Regions from separate parts of the Homo sapiens genome. Here region 1 is linked to region 2. The links are chromatin loops, found by intact Hi-C in ENCODE. Cell type or tissue: OCI-LY7. All regions are shown on one strand. Each heading gives the region's core, and the rest is flanking DNA. Links, peaks and the distances in the headings are about the cores only.

The links. Hi-C counts contacts between places; a loop is a spot of excess contacts. Peaks named below come from ENCODE experiments on the same cell type or tissue, not always from the same donor. Only the 100,000 strongest peaks of a DNase experiment are listed, where the experiment ranks them.
Region 1: a loop joins it to region 2, with 5 times the contacts of the local background. A loop is called at or near these places in 2 of 110 quality-filtered maps.

Annotation. Positions count from the first base shown.
Region 1 is chr6:88,139,588-88,144,973 of GRCh38, forward strand. It overlaps CNR1 (cannabinoid receptor 1), which reads right to left. Exons shown (of 2, transcript NM_016083.6): 2 at 277-5,386. The coding sequence ends at 4,269. Among named protein-coding and RNA genes, the nearest start is that of CNR1, 24 kb to the right of the region's middle. RefSeq lists a silencer at 2,081-2,240. In OCI-LY7, for the core only: no CTCF peak of the experiment used is centred there; DNase peaks (open chromatin) are centred at 2,194 and 2,544; H3K4me3 peaks cover 3,512 bases; H3K27ac peaks cover 4,149 bases.
Region 2 is chr6:87,926,991-87,932,376 of GRCh38, forward strand. It overlaps LOC105377882 (a long non-coding RNA gene), which reads left to right and starts at 4,451. Exons shown (of 3, transcript XR_001744246.1): 1 at 4,451-4,653. In OCI-LY7, for the core only: CTCF peaks have their summits at 2,991 (motif pointing right) and 3,192; DNase peaks (open chromatin) are centred at 2,265 and 2,981; H3K4me3 peaks cover 1,145 bases; H3K27ac peaks cover 4,634 bases.

The DNA.
Region 1 (5,386 bases), core at 311-5,310, 210 kb after region 2:
ATGGTATGTTTGTTTTAATTTACTGCAAAATCAGTTAAAATCTTTAATGAAATAATGCTTTTTAAAGGTGTGGTGGCCTTTTCTGCTTTATTGTGTAAAAAATAGCTTTTTGTGTGTTTTTCCTATGGTAAAAATAAATAGATTAATCCAATATGTCCCCACTTTTCAAGTAGTCATTAGTGCTTTTTGAGGAATAAATTAGTTCAGCAATCTTTTAGAAATTAAATCCTTAGTATTTTGCCATCAGACTGTGAAATAAGGCAGAGTTCAAAGGCATTTTATGTTCTTCATGGTAATCTAGAATTTTTATTTGATTCCAGGTAACTTTGGACAATAGACATGATGAGATGTTTTCTCTTTGAATAAGTTAACAGTTTAATTACATTGAAATAAAATATACTGTGGGCTTAATACATTGTAAATATTACAGAAGAAGTACTACTTTGCTATAGTAATTTAATGACTGAAGCTACATTTAATAACAATCTTACCAGTACTTGTATACAAAGTATTATACAGATTACTAACGAAGATATTGCAGTGGTTGCAACGATGTTACCAGCTCAACAAACATCTAACAATACAATATTCTTCTAAGAGGAAAAGTAATAATGTTAGATTTACAGACAATAAAGAGTCATGTTTCCCGCTTGAAACATTGGAAATAAATTTGAATCCAGATACAAGAAAAGGTTTCCTTTCTTGGGAACTCTGATCCCCAGTAGGCCTAGTACAGTCAATTTACATGAAGATAGCTTTTAAGATGCCACGGCAATGTAAAGAAACTCTCCCATCCGAAAATTACTGATTTGTAGGCCACTGCTCAAACATCTGACTTTTTAGAAACCTATTTACATACATTCAGCCCAAATCAGTAGATAGAATGTTTTTTTCTATATTACAATAGGCATTGTTAACATTTCATCAGAAGGCCAGTGCAAGACAATTAATTGTTAATAGCCATTGCCCAGCATTTAGGAGATTTTAAAATATCATACAAATATACAGTTAGAGTGTGAGAAATCTAATTGTGTGCATGATATGGGTGGTCTCTTTTATGGACATGAAATGGCAGAAATTAATCAACAGGACAGTAACTATAGCGCTACTCATCCAGGGCCTAATTCTCATCTGGTGGTTGGGCCTATTTCCTGCAGAGTGGATTTAGGCAGCAAAAGGTCCTTGGCATTTAATACCAGATAGACTTAACTCAAAGTGCCAGAGAGGCTTGGAAATCATCTCAAGTGTAGGACAGATGTCTACAGCATCTCTCAGATTCATATCCTTTCACATATATTTCATACAAAATAAATCAGAGGTTCCTCTTGGAGGCAGCCCTACTTGTGCAAATGAAACATTCTAGGACTGATTCATCATGACTCTGATAAAAAAAAAATGAGCAGGTTGGGAATTTGGCCCTTTCTGAACATGTGTGATGGTAAAATGCATGGTCAGGGCAAGTACATCATCCTCAGAGGAAAGTAAGATACCTCTGATGTCAGACCTTATAAAACTTACTTAAATTTAAATCATTTAAATTAATGGATCTAATTATGGGGTTAATTAATGAGTGATATTAACAAATGGTAATTCTAATGAGTATATTCATTGGGGACAATGTTTTCGTCACTTGGGTTAAGAAATGATATGAAAAGTGTCAAAGTGAATCTAACTAGTTTTAAACCTTTTTAAATGAAGGTTGTATAACATACGTGATGATATTTCACAGATATTTCTTAGAATATCAATAAGCACCAAGTTTAGTGCTGTCAGCCCCATTGTCCCTTAATTTATTATATATGATTTAGATCTTGAAAGCACAACACACTATAAAATCTACACTGCATACGCACAAATGCAGTTTCAAAAATGAATCGTGAAATTTTTCTACCATAACAAGAATTTCTCTAGCTCTTCATAGCTGTGAAAAGAGCATTGGTACTGCCTGGTGAGCTCTGAAACATGTGGATTAATGTTCAAGATGATGCAGGACAAAAGACTGGCAATTCTTAAATGCAAACTAAACCCTGGTGAGTTCTTCTTGTAAATAATCTCTCCTGTCTTTAGAAAGAGATCTTACTAATCCTCTAGCACCCTGAGCCTTCATCTGCACATGACAGAGAGGTAAAGTAAGGGAGCCAGCAGGCAGATTCAAGGTGTGCAGACAGACAATGCAAAGTATCTCATAAGCCACATCCTGCCTTAGAGCGTGAACCGTAAGAAGGGGAACTGCCCCATCAGGCTGCTTGGGTATCTCGAGAGCTAGAAATCACCAGATAGATGCCAGCTCTGTACTTCACTTCAGACTATGTAAACCTTGGGGCCTTGTAGGAGTCATGTTTTATCTGTATAAGAAGAGATTATAATTAAAATTTGTCAGGGTTAAGTAGATTCTTCAGCAATATCATTCCTTACTGGAAAAAGGCCCAACAAGCACCCATGGCGCCATTAAGGAGCATGAGACCGGGGTGTAAGAAGAAAGCAGCTGTGTTTATCTTCATGCTTGAGTGTATCTTGCTAACCACGAGCAAAGGAGAGATTTGTTCCTTAGCCCAAACCTACCAAGACAGAGCTGGGTGCTCAGCTGTCACCAAGGGCATGTGGGCAAAGCACAGATACAGCATAGCTAGACGTCAATGCCAAGTGTATCGGTTCTTCACTGCCGTTGTGTGTCTCATCCACTGTCTGATTCAGCTTTTTTAGCCACATGGGCTGGGTGTGATAGTCCTACTTTAACGTGATGTATATAGTGCATACTATCTACACACGCTATTGAAAAATGTTACCATTGTTTTTCTGTAGAACTGTCTTCCTTTTAGTGACTGACATATTGCTCAATATTCGGTGCTCAGAAACCAAAGTACTCTCCTTTCCTGGCAATAACACTACAAATACATCCCTTCCTTGGATGCCTGTCATTATTTTTTGCTAAGCACTGGTCTTGTGTAATACCTAAAGGTCAATTTAGTAATACTTGATCCAATCTCTTAAGGAGGGATGGGGTGAAATTTTTGAATGGTTGGAGTCAGTATTTTTATCAACAAGATTACAGGAAGAACTCAATTTTAGAAACTGAATCCATGTGCAAGAGTGCAGCAAGTGGTAAAAGTTTATACTTGGTCACAGTTTTCTCACTTTATGACATTACTGTAACAGTTACAGGACAGAAACACACATACACACATTTATATTCACACTCACACACAGTATAATTTTACTGATCCAGACACTACTTCTTTTCAATTAAAAAAAATGAAGACTGTTGTTTGGCCACCCAGGCATGAAATCTACTTAAACCTGGAATATAGGAACACAATACTATTCAAGTAAACAGCAACTGCACAGTGATAACGATATACATTAAGATTAACACATGCTGTCTTAAGAGATCCAGTAATAGCTAAAGACTAAAGAAAGTCAGAGATGTCGCTCAAAAAAAGTCAATATGCTTTCTCTCTTCCATTCTGATTATAATCCATTAGAACAGCTATAGTCCAGAAGATAATGTGTCTTCCTATGAAAATGCAGGGCTAATAAATTTTTAAGTATGAATGAATTCTGCTCAATATTTTGAAGTCTTCAAATTCTTCTTGTTGAGGTAACAGAAAAATAAACCTTTACGGTTATTTCAGTGTCAAAATTAAATAGAGATATTTGAAGAAATATTAAGGTTTATTTCTAAAGTTATATCATGGGCAATAATATAGAAAAAAAGTGCACACATTGACACGTATCCACTGCTTGTCCATTGTTCTCATAAAAGTCTACCTTTCAGTTTTGCTGAACTAAACAAATATTAATAGCACATAAACACTGATACACATCTCACAGGACATAATACATTTTACAAAATATCTCTAGTACTATAACTTGTAAAAATGGACATCTCTGATACTACGGACAGTTACATTTCACATTATAGTGAAAGTTGTGGTTACAAAGGCATTATTCATTTGATGGCATTTTTCCATGGGTTCTTAGACTTCCAATTGTGTAGCCAAAGGTTTCCCTCCTATTTCATTGAGACTTTGAAGGATCGTTCAGTCACTTAAACAACAGGCTTTCTTCACTGTAAACCCCTGGAGAATGGAGTTTGAGTACCTAAACTATGGAAACATTAGCAAACTGATAAGTGATCATGGTGACAATCACCTTTTCATTGAGCATGGTAAAGTTAAAAAAATATAACCAAGGAGACAATAGACTCTTCTAGATTTTGAGCTTAAAAAAAAAAATTCTTTTCCTGTGCTGCCAGGGAGGCATCAGGCTCACAGAGCCTCGGCAGACGTGTCTGTGGACACAGACATGGTTACCTTGGCAATCTTGACCGTGCTCTTGATGCAGCTTTCTGCGGCCCTGTGAACACTGGCTGCATTGTTTGCGTGTTTGTGCAGGCAGTCCGAGTCCCCCATGCTGTTATCCAGAGGCTGCGCAGTGCCTTCACAAGAGGGAAACATGCTCCGGAAAGCGTGTCGCAGGTCCTTACTCCTCAGAGCATAGATGATGGGGTTCACGGTGGAGTTCAGCAGGCAGAGCATACTGCAGAATGCAAACACCGTCTTAATGAGCTTGTTCATCTTCCCAAAGACATCATACACCATGATTGCAAGCAGAGGGCCCCAGCAGATGATCAACACCACCAGGATCAGGACCAGGGTCTTGGCTAACCTAATGTCCATGCGGGCTTGGTCTGGCCGGGTCACCTGTACCTTCCCATCCTCAGACGTGTGGATGATGATGCTCTTCTGGGTGCCACGCTGAATCATGCGGACGGCGTGGCTGTGAGCCTTCCAGAGAATATACATGTACGCATACACGATGAACAGAAGCAGTACGCTGGTGACCCCGATCCAGAACATCAGGTAGGTTTCATCAATGTGTGGGAAAATGTCTGAGCAAACAGATTGCAGTTTCTCGCAGTTCCAGCCCAGGAGAGGCAGCACGGCGATCACAATGGCTATGGTCCACATCAGGCAAAACGCCACCACGGCCTTGGGCCTGGTGACAATCCTCTTATAGGCCAGGGGCCTGTGAATGGATATGTACCTGTCGATGGCTGTGAGGAACAGGCTGCCCACGGAGGCAGTGAAGGAGGCCGTGACCCCACCCAGTTTGAACAGAAACACGTTGCGGCTATCTTTGCGGTGGAACACGTGGAAGTCAATGAAGCTGTAGACAAAAATGACACTCCCCAGGAGGTCTGCCACCGCCAGGCTGCCGATGAAGTGGTAGGAAGGCCTGCAGCGGAGGCTGCGGGAGTGGAGGATGACGCACAGCACCAGGAGGTTCTCCAGGACCGTGAAGGTGCCCAGCGTGAGGGACAGGACTGCAATGGCCAGCTGCTGGCTGGGGTTCAGGACCATGAAACACTCTATGTCCATGAAGT
Region 2 (5,386 bases), core at 302-5,301:
GTGGTAATTGGTCCCCTTCTGCTGTGGCCTAACCACAACTTCCCAGACCAGATCACTGGTAAATGTCCTCCAGGCTTCTTCAAACCTGTTTCTTGTACTTGCCAAGAAGGATATGACATCCTAAGGCGCTCAGATGACCTCCCTTCCCAGAGACAACTTAGCTCAAACATAGAAAAGCCCAGTCATTAGAAGGGAATTCAATCAATAAGCAGGACTAAAACTAGGTAGAGGAAATCCTTTCATTAAGTATTTAAATGCCTTTTGCGATCTGAGTTTACATAGAAATCATAGAGGGCTACTTGTTAATCACTTCTTTTTCACAAGTATAAGGCTAGCTGGTTCCTTTTCCTGACTGCTCCTTCTGGACTTTGGGGGATGAATGGGAGGTTCGAGGCCACATGGTGGGGACCCTCTCATTGGCCTTATCCTACCATTAATAGGAATATGTGCACTCTGGCAGGTCAGGACTCCCAACCCAGGGTCTCAGAGTCCTCTGAAAATGGAAAATCTTGAAGGCCTTCTGATCACCAGGAGTCTGAACTTCATTTCTTCCTTCTGCTGAAGATTCCCCTAAGGCACTACTTATCTTAAGAACTTCCCTGAAACCCCCTACTCCCTACCCCCAGAGATTTTCCACTCCCTTCCAGGAGCCCCCATTCCACTGGAAGTACACTTCTTTGAAACCTCTGCAAAGCTTTCCTGGTCCTGTAAGTTTACCTTCATGGGCTCCTTAGAGCCTATGCAAACCTCAAAAGTGAGGATTATGTTTGTGTTTAGTCCTGAGCTCCAGCATCCAGTTTATTGGCTAGCACATAATAGGTGTTTACTTATGTTGAAGGAATTTCATGTTAAAGAGACGATAAGCAAGGTACTTTAATCCACTGTAGTTCACCTATGCTTACTCATAACATGGGGATAATAAGAGTTCTTACCTATCTCATAGGGTTTTATGAGCATTAAATGAGACAACCCATTGTTAATGTTTAGCACAGTGTCTAGCACATAGTCATCACTCAGTGCATATTAACCATCATTGTATAATATTATTAACATTCTGATTCCAAAATTTCTGGCCCCATTTTAAAAACAGATAATCCGGTTGGGTGCAGTGGCCTGTAATCCCAGCACTTTGGAAGGCTGAGGCGGGTGGCTCATCTGAGGTCAGGAGTTCGAGACCAGCCTGGTGAACATGGTGAAACCCCGTCTCTACTAAAAATACAAAAATTAGCTGGGCATGGTGGTGCAAGCCTGTAATTCCAGCTACTTGGGAGGCTGAGGCATGAGAACCCCTTGAACCCAGGAGGCGGAGGTTGCAGTGAGCTGAGATCGCACCACTGCACTCCAGCCTGGGAAATAGAGCAAGACTCTGTCCCAAAAAATAATAAAAATAATATAAAAAACAAAACAAAACAGACTCCGAGATACAGAGGAAATGGGCTTGCCCTTAGGAGAAACCAGAGGGCCAAGCACAATGCCAAGAAAAAAGTCAAAATCTTTATTTCCTGTTCAGATCCTTAAATACAGCGCTTATGAGGTCTCTGCCTGAGGGCCCATGGTTTTCAACTTTGCTCAGACCTGCATTTAAGCAGAAGCTCAGGCAAAAGGACGATGGGGAGGGATTGTCTTCCTCAGTATTCTTCTGGCCTTTGAGGAAGAAATGAAAAGAATTCTGTAATCATTCATTGACATGGCTTCCGTGTAAAAATTTTTGAGCCTCAGGCTGAAGAAAACAGAGCAGGGGAAGATATTTAGGAGGGAAACTATTTTACACAAAGGTAACGTGTGTGAGAAATAAAGACTTTTTTTTTTTTGAGACAGAGTCTCGCTCTGTCACCAGGCTGGAGTGCAGTGGCACGATCTGGGCTCACTGCAACCTCTGACTTCCTGGTTCAAGCGATTCTCCTGCCTCAGCCTCCCAAGTAGCTGGGATTATAGGCATGTGCCACCACGCCCAGCTAATTTTTGTATTTTTAGTAGAGACAGGGTTTCACCACGTTGGCCAGGATTGTCTCGATCTCCTGACCTCGTGATCCGCCCGCCTCAGCCTCCCAAAGTGCTGGGATTACAGACATGAACCACCACACCCAGCTGAAATAAAGACCTCTTAAAGCAGAAGGCAAAGGTACATGTCTCTGGAAATTCAGAAGTGTTATTTAGTGATCTAGATGAAGAATATATGGGAGGAGACATGAGAGCCTCTGTACAGAATCATTCATGTAAATGTTTGCCCAGAAACCCAACTGACTGAGGCCATAATTCACCCTTGGGAAACCACCAGAGAAGCTCATTGGATCATAGCTATGAGCGAAGAGCTGTTGCTAGCGAATCAATACTGCTATCTCTATAAGCACCCACCTTATATCTCTGTGACTGCATCTAATTTTTAATAAGCTTGTAATCAATGATTTTTATTATTTTGTATAAATTTCCAAAAGGCTAGTTCAAGTAAAAAAAAGAAATCCTGAACATTTTCAGCTGGAGAGTTTTTAGGAATAATTACATGTACATTAAGCAATATTTTTCTGGTGAAGGTGTATATTTTTCTCTCCTTCCTTCCTTCTCTTCCTGCCTCCCTCCTCTCTTTATTTTATTCCAGAGAGACTGCCATAGGTTTACCAAATACCCGAATAACCCTTTCTTGTTTTATCTGACCCATTCATCTTGTACACGTATTTATTATGATATGAGCACAGAGACTTTTGTTTTCTGTTTTAAACATTTGTTTTTGGATGTTCGGCAGATTGCATGCCTAAAGAATGCTTTGACTAAGAATTCCTAAACACAGATTATGGCTTTGGGCAGAGACCTCTTTCCCCAGTGCCTCAGGTTCCTAGTCTCCACTGCTGACGTGCAGTCAGAATGAACTAATTCACACCCCAGTCTAGGCATCTGGGTCACTTCGTGCACATGCTGTGAAAAGGCCGCTCCTTCCCTTTCTTCAGCCACTACTCGGCACTACTCAGGCACTTCGGAAGCAGTGACTCAGGAGACCAGCAGGTGGCACATGGGAACCAGACTACACACTCCTGTGGCCCAGGACAAAGAGATGGGAGAGGAAGGATTTCGTGCAAGGCCAGCTGGCTGATTTCCTCAGTGTTGGCGGATTGAATGCTGCCCATGAGGACTACAGAAATCTTCATGGACTGCAGGACCTCAATGATTAAAGACAGGGAGGCAGGGAGGAGGGCAAGATCAGGGTGACACTAAAGGATGGGGACATTACAGTCAGTCTTTCAACCTCTGCTAATCCTCTCCCTTAACCCCTTACCTCACAGGGGGGTTGTAAGCTGAAGGACATATCATAGGTAAAGCAACAAGCCTGGTTGGGGAGCTTAACACTGGTAGCTGTTAAAATAGTTATTATCTGGTTGGGTTGAACACAATCCAGTGGTGTTATTTAGGCATTTTTGACTAATCTAGAGGTTGTATGCAGGTGTTTCTGATTCATTCATCTGTTCATTTGTGTTTCCAACCAGTGACTATATATGGAGTAGGTTCTCTTCCCTTTGCATGGCTTAAGTACACGAAGGTGCACAAGGCCCAGTCTTCAGGAAAACAAACAACCCACTGTAGTGAAGTCAGTAGGAGGATGAGAGATAGGTTATATGGAAAAACCAACAATTTAACTTGATAATCAACACTCTAGGCAGAATAGTTAGGTTTTGGGATGATGGTTTTGATGGTGGGGAAGCTAAGACAGGAAGATGAAGGAAAAAAGGACCATTTGCAACCATATATAAGGAAAGGGCATTTATAAATCAGAATAATTTCTAATTGTTAAAATAATCACTATGCTCACACATTCTATTTAACCTTCCTCTTTTAGCTGGATATACTGTGGGGCTTTTATAGAAAGCAATACTTTGAGGGTAATTTAGCCACTTTGAAAAAAGAATATATATAATATATGAAGGGTTATTTTTACAGAGAACAATGCTCAGTTACTCCCTGTTTCCAGAGTAGAAGAGGAAAAGAGCTTTACCTAGAGCAAGAAAATAGAAAAGGCTTTTTAGCACTGAGAAGTGTTCATTCCTGGTGAGTTACCCCCAGAAAATGTTGGCATTGTTTTAGATCTGGACTAGTTTAGATATGGCTCTCTTAGGGAAAAGGAATACACAAGAGTGCTTTTTTTTTTTTTTTTTTTTGACAAAGTCTCACTCTGTCGCCCAGGCTGGACTGCAATGGTGCAATCTCGGCTCACTGCAACCTCCGCCTCCTGGGTTCAAGCGATTCTCCTGTCTCCACCTCCTGAGCAGTTGGGATTACAGGGGTGCACCACCACACCCAGCTAATTTTTTGCATTTTTAGTAGAGACAGGGTTTCACCATGTTGGCCAGGCTGGTCTCGAACTCCTGACTTCAGGTGATCCACCCACCTTGGCCTCCCAAAGTGCTGGGATTACAGGTGTGAGCCACTGCGCCCGGCCCACAAGAGTGATTTTTAAAGGCCCTGTACATACTTAGGATGAACAGAATCTGTATCTTTTCTAGAGAAAAGAAAGACAAAGAATGGCTTAATCACTGACTGTCAAATAAATGAAGGCCTATCAACTGGAGAGAAACTGTTAGATAAAAGAGAGAGAGAACTAAAACAAAAGATCTACCCTAGAAGGAAGCACCATTTTGATTCTAAAGATTGTGGGAGTCTCTTGGGGTAAGTAATAAGAAACTATGGAATGTTAGTTTGGGGAAAATAGGTTCTCTTCCTCTTGTGTAAATGGGCAAATTTTTGGTCACAATTTCAATATGTGCTTATTGGCTGAGTTGGGTGGGATGTTGACAAGATCACCTCTAAGATCTTCATGTTCTGGAAACTTCCCAGTGGTGGGGTAGACCTCATTTCCAAGTTGGCAAAGATGGTGAACATCTAAATGAAGCCTTTGCAATGAACTAGGTTCTTACAGTCTCATCACAGACTAAAACCCAAATTTCCACAAATCATTTAGGAATAATGCATCCAGCTACAGGTGAAGTTCTAAGTGGAAATGGACCATCCCTGCCTTTGGTCTTTGCCAGACTAAAGCTAAAGTGGTAGAAAATACCTGAGACTTTTTATAATGCAGAGTATGGATTTTACTCAGAGTGCAGAGGACAGAATTGCACAGGATCTAAGGGCCACAAAGTGATTTTTAGTAAATATTCAACCACTTTAGGAGAATTCTAATAAATAGTCAAGGTAGAGAAATTGGGGTCTAAATCCTAAGACTCATGCTCCCTTCTGAAAAAATTGTATCTGCAAAGATCAGCAGCCAAGTGAAGAATACTAACCATATTTATTAACATCTCAGCAAGCTTCCAATTACAACAATACTACCCCACTTGCCCTGTGAAAAGTGTCTCTGGTTAATTTGAAACCTAGCATGTGGCTTAGGCTGAAGGCCACAGGG